Regions from separate parts of the Homo sapiens genome. Here region 1 is linked to region 2. Evidence: chromatin loops called from intact Hi-C (ENCODE). Cell type or tissue: OCI-LY7. All regions are shown on one strand. Each heading gives the region's core, and the rest is flanking DNA. Links, peaks and the distances in the headings are about the cores only.

What was found. A loop is a pair of places that touch in the nucleus more often than their neighbours do. Peaks named below come from ENCODE experiments on the same cell type or tissue, not always from the same donor. Only the 100,000 strongest peaks of a DNase experiment are listed, where the experiment ranks them.
Region 1: it touches region 2 in a loop (4-fold over the local background); 25 of 110 quality-filtered maps call a loop at or near these places.

The regions. Positions count from the first base shown.
Region 1 is chr12:120,120,633-120,123,546 of GRCh38, forward strand. No RefSeq gene overlaps it. Among named protein-coding and RNA genes, the nearest start is that of RAB35-AS1, 5.2 kb to the left of the region's middle. In OCI-LY7, for the core only: no CTCF peak of the experiment used is centred there; DNase peaks (open chromatin) are centred at 587, 1,249 and 1,519; H3K4me3 peaks cover 1,648 bases; H3K27ac peaks cover 2,287 bases.
Region 2 is chr12:120,189,661-120,192,574 of GRCh38, forward strand. GCN1 (GCN1 activator of EIF2AK4) reads right to left here. Exons shown (of 58, transcript NM_006836.2): 2 at 638-740. Among named protein-coding and RNA genes, the nearest start is that of GCN1, 3.6 kb to the right of the region's middle. In OCI-LY7, for the core only: no CTCF peak of the experiment used is centred there; DNase peaks (open chromatin) are centred at 1,611 and 2,261; H3K4me3 peaks cover 1,641 bases; H3K27ac peaks cover 2,410 bases.

The sequences.
Region 1 (2,914 bases), core at 171-2,670, 69 kb before region 2:
TCATTCACTCATTCAACAAATACTTGAGGGCCTACTATGCCAGACATTGATCTACGAGCTGAGGATTCAGCAGTAAGTAAAATTTTAAAATCCCAGCTTTCATAGAGCTTATATTCTGATAGAGAATACAGGCACCAAGTATGTCCAAGGAGAAAAGTAAAGCAGGGAGCACGCTGAGGTTTGCAGAAGCAGGCAGTGGAGCCACAGAGGTGGCAGGAAGTTTGGCAGTGGATGACAAGAGAAACAATGCTTGGTGGTGAGAGCAGTGGGGCTCATGAAGTATTTTTCAGGATAGTGGAAGCAGAGGATTAGCAGCCAGGAAATAATAAGGAGTGAATATTTGGAGGGAAGATGAGCTAAGGGCGCTTCAAAGAGCTTTGGGAAGTAAAGTGTCACCAACCAGAAGGCTAAGTGGGTAAAGGAGAGGGGGACCTCAGGCCCTCAAGGGTAGCAGTGTCAGGGATGAAGATCAGTGCAGTGGAGGTTGGAGGGACCTGTGAAATCCATTATTTCAGACAGCAACATGGACTTCAAAGCTGCTGAGTGCTAGGTAGCAAGGGAGGGAACGTGTGCTGTGATCATCCAGGAAGGAAGCAGTGGGTGGTGAATCAGAACTCAGAGAAGGCAGGTAAACTGACCGACAGGGACTTTAAATTAGGAGCAAGATGGGGACCACTCAGCATACTGGTCCAAGAGGGAAGGAAGAGAGGATATGATATGATGCCTGGTGTCTCCCTCTGATGGAAGTGGAAACGGGCCCTTTCTCCCACACCTGCAAGCCTGATGCCACACCAAGAGACTTGGCAGTGGGCCTTGCCCTGCCCTGATGTAGCCCCCAGAAATCAAGTGAATGTAAGTTCCATGATTCCAGGGACCATCTCTTTATCTGTATCCTCTGGAGACCCAGTGCCTGGTAGGTGCTTGATACCTGTTGAATTAAAGTGAAGCCACACACACAGTGTGAGAGTTGGACAGAATGTCAGATACAATTAGTTGAACCCTCTCTTGAGTTCACTTTTTGGGGTGTGGGCCAAACTTGGGGTCTAACTCAGGGTCAGCTTCTTCCCCTGACTCCAAACCGTTTAGCAGGAATTTTCTCACTCAACCTTTATATTATTAAATCAGTGGTTTTGCAAGTGTAGTCTGAGGACCCGCAGGGCTCCCTAAGACCTTTTCAAAGGATCTTCAGAGTCAAAACATGTTCACAATACTAAGATGTGATTTGCCTTTTTCACTTTCATTTGCTTATGACTGTACAGTGTTTGCCAGAGCCTACATGACATGTGATACAACAGACCAAATGCAGAGCTGACATGCGAATCCAGACATTAGAAACCTAAAAAAATGTGGAACAATGCCACTTGAACAGTTTTGCTTTGTTGTTGTTGTTTGTTTTTGAGACTGAGTCTCTCTCTTGCCCAAGCTGGGAGTGCAGTGGTACGATCATGGCTCACTGCAGCCTTGACCTCCTGGACTGAAGTGAACCTCCCACCTCAGCTTCCTGAGTAGCTGGGACTGCAGGTGTACACACCACCACACCACTATGCCTGGCTTTTTTTTTTTCTTTTGAGACAGAGTCTTGCTCTGTCACTCAGGTGGGAGCTGGAGTGCTGTGGCATGATCTCGGCTCACTGCATCCTCCACCTCCTGGGTTCAAGTAATTCTCCTGCCTCAGCCTCCCGAGTAGCTGGGATTACAGGTATATGCCACCATGCCCAGCTAATATTTATGTTGTTTAAGTAGAGACGGGGTTTTGCCATGTTGGTCAGGCTGGTCTCAAACTCCTGACCTCAGGTGATCTACCCACCTCAGCCTCTGAAAGTGCTGGGATTACAGGTGTGAGCCACTGCGTCTGGCTGCTATTTTTTTTTTTTTTAATTTTTAAATTTTTTGTAGAGACAACAGTCTCACTATGTTGCCCAAGCTGGTCTTGAACTCCTGGCCTCAAGCCATCCTCCCACCTCAGCCTCCCAAAGTGTTGGGATTACAGGCATGAGCCACTGTGCCTAGCCTGGTTTTGACTCCTAAGATGCTAAATATCAATAGGTAAGATAGGTATACACAAGAGCTCTTTGGTGTCCTCAAAAAAATTTCAAAATATAAAAGGATCCCGGCTGGGCACAGTGACAAACACCTGTAATCCCAGCACTTCGGAAGGCTGAGGAGGGAGGATGGCTCAAGGCCAGGAGTTCAAGACCAGCCTGGGCAACATAGTGAAACCCTCATCTCTACAAAAAAAATTTAAAAAATTAGCCAGGCTGGGCACGATGGCTCACACGTGTAATCCCAGCACTTTGGGAGGCCAAGGTAGGTGGATTACCTGAGGTCAGGGGTTCAAGACCAGCCTGACCGATATGGTGAAACCCCATCTCTACTAAAAATACAAAAAAAAAAAAAAATTAGCTGGGCATGGTGGCGGGCACCTGTAATCTCAGCTACTCTGGAGGCTGAGGCACAAGAATCACCTGAACCTGGGAGGCAGAGGCTGCGGTGAGCCAAGATCACGCCACTGCACTCCAGCCTGGGCGACAGAGTGAGATTCCATCTCAAAAACAAACAAAATTAGGCAGGTGTGGTGGTGTGTGGCTGTAGTCCTAGCTGCTCAGGAGGCTGAGGCAGGAGGATCACTTGAGCTCAAGAGTTCAAGGCTGCAGTGAGCCATGAGCACACCATTGCACTCCAGCCTGGGCGGCAGAGCAGTACCCTGCATGTAAATAAATAAGGAGTCTTGAGGGCAAAATATTTGCGAAATGCTAGATTGAATCCTGCACCCCAGCTTCCTAGCTCCCTTTTTTGTGGGAACCCAAGTGGTAAGAAAGATCTAATGTAAATACATTCAAAACCCACAGCTTTCTCTTGTGGGACTGCGGGGCACAGCCCTGAGGAATTATCATGCACTAATTGTCCCTGTGAC
Region 2 (2,914 bases), core at 97-2,596:
CTGGCCAAGGCCATGGTTCTAAAGAAAGGCAATTTCAGCTGGGCCCAGTGGCTCGTGCCTGTAACCCCGGCATTTTGAGAGGCTGAGGCAGGCGGATCACTTAAGATCAGGAGTTCAGGACCAGCCTGGCCAACATGGTGAAACCCCATCTCTACTAAAAACACGAAAATTAGCTGGGTGTGGTGGCGCACACCTGTAATCCCAGCTACTGGAGAGGCTAAGGCATGAGAATCGCCTGAACCCAGCGAGGCAGAGGTTGTAGTGAGCCGAGAGCGTGCCACTGCACTCCAGCCTGGGTGACATCGTGAGACTCTGTCTCAAAAAGAAGAAAAAAACACAAAAAAAACCACAAAATTTATTTTTGATATGGAACACTGTCATTCGAGAAACCCCATCTCTACTAAAAATACAAAAATTAGGCAGGCATGATATGGGCACCTGTAATCCCAGCTACTCGGGAGGCTGAGGGCAGGAAAATCGCTTGAACCCAGGAGGTGGAGGTTGCAATGAGCTGAGATCGTGCCATTGCACTTCAGCCAGGGCAACAGTGAGAGACTCTGTCTCAAAAAAAAAAAAAAAAAAGAAAGAAAGAAAAACAATGAATATTGTCCAGGGTATGTGGATGAAAAATAAATACCTTTTCCAGCAACACACTTCCCAAGTTCACTGAGGATTTCTCTCCGTTCCTTTACACTGGCTGTTGTCACCTTCCCTGCAAAACGCTTTAGTGTCTCGGAAACCTGTGAAGGCCAAGCAACAGAAAAATTCACTAGTCAGACTATAAAACTATGAGTGTGTGTGTTGAGGGGTGGGTGTAGAATTTGGGGATCTCTCTAACCTGGGGTTTCTCAACCTCCCCACTGGTGACATTTTGCACCGGGTAATTCTGGTTGTGGGGGCCGTGTTTTTAGCAGCATTCCAGGTCTCTACCCACTCGATGTCAGTAGCAGCCCACCTTCCCCACCCGCCCCAGTTGTGACATTGTCAAATGTCTCCTGGCAGGCAAAATCACTCCCACTTGAGATGTACTGCTTTAATTCAACTAGTCAACAAATCAATATACCTTATTTAAACTTTGGCAATAAGAGGAAAGGCAAAGACCTCTGAAAAGAAAATATCCCTTCAGAACTACCCAAAATCTAGCAAGGGCCTGGTACGTGCCAACTATGTTCCCTTTACATTATCTCACTTTAACCTCCCCATAAAGGGAATGTCAGCATCCTGGCAACTCACTGGCAGAGGATAAGCACACTGGCTAAAGGGGGAAAGGTTAGGAGATTGGATCCCAGCTCTGCCTTTTACTAGCTGTAGAAACTTAGTCAAATAATGTCACTCCCCCAATCTTCAGTTTTCTCATCTATAAGATGCGGACAATAGCAGCTACCTCATATGACTGTTATGGAGCTTAAATGAGATTGCGTATAAGGTGCATCTACTCTCATCCCAAGCAAAAAGTTGGCTACTACTACCAAAAAGCCTGCAAGGGAGGCATCAGTATCCCCATTTTATAGGCGATGAAGAAACCATCTCCAAGAGAGGAAGTCACTGCTCAGAGTGGGGTCGAGAGCCACAGCACCTGCGTTTTTGAAACTAACTTTGAAACCAAACAGGTCTATAAACTGATGCTAACAAATCTTTAGCTTTCAACAGCCATCGAGTTACCACAGCTGCAGTCCCCTGCATAGGGACATAAGCATAAGACCCAGTGATGGGGGGCAGTTTGCAAACATCCCTGAAAATCTGCTCTTGAGCAATATTCTACAAGCTACCAAGTGGACAGGTTGTGGATTCATAAGCCGTAGAGCAGGGCATGATAAGGCTCATGTAACTTAACACAGTGGGGTTATCATGTTTTTCTTTTGAGGGTATTTCAAAGGCAGGCCTTATCAGTAGCGTAAGAGTCAAGCGTACACACAGAAATAAAATAATGCTGAGTTTTTCGTGCTTAAATCCCTGCCATAATTCTATTGGCAATGAATAAAAGAAACTGATGTCCAAAACTGTCTTCTACATAAATAATGTAGTTTTAACTTTAAAATGTCTTTTGTTTTTATAGTCATAGATGCACACAGAGTCAAAACCAAAGAGTTCTGAGAAGTCTGCCATAAAAACCAGTCCCTTGCCCTCACTCTCCATGGGCAACCCTTAGGTTGATCTGGTGGATATTTGGGTAGTTACCTCCATATATCTAAGTATCTCTAAATATGGAGGTAACTTGCATGTGCTTCTTGATTTTTCAGTTTTGCTACCTTTCCACCACAGCTCCCTTTCCTGCTGTGACCCCATCGCACACCCTCCCCATTTCCCCAGTGGAAGTCCCCAGTTTCACATACAGGCTAGGTCAGTAGTCAGTGATTACATTATATGTAAATGGCATTCAACATCCATTTAATAAACTCTGATTCTTCCCAGCTTTTTTATGCCCCTGGTGTTAATAATTACCCTTTCCCACCTCACTTCAGTTTGACTTGTTTTATCTGTTCTTATAAATAATTAAAACCCAAACTTTTTGCCATTTGTCTAAATCTCAGTACATTTAGGGAGATCAGGTATTCCATCAAATTCCACCTTCCTAAGGAAATCTCTCCCAGAGTTTTCTGACCTGCCCCAATTAGGCATGTGATCCTCTACAGCTGGGGCACAGTTTATCACCCTGAACATGTACTTTCTTGTGTTTGGGTGAAGCACAGCCTCCATTTTGTAAACTCCTTGCAAGTATGAAAATGTTCTGGCCAAATACAGAATTCTAGGTTGAAATCATTTTCCTTTAGAATACTGAAGACAAGGCTGGGTGCAGTGGCTCACGCCTGTAATCCCAGCACTTTGGGAGGCCAAGGCAGGCAGATCACAAGGTCAGGAGATCGAGACCATCCTGGCCAACATGGTGAAACCGCGTCTCTACTAAAAATACAAA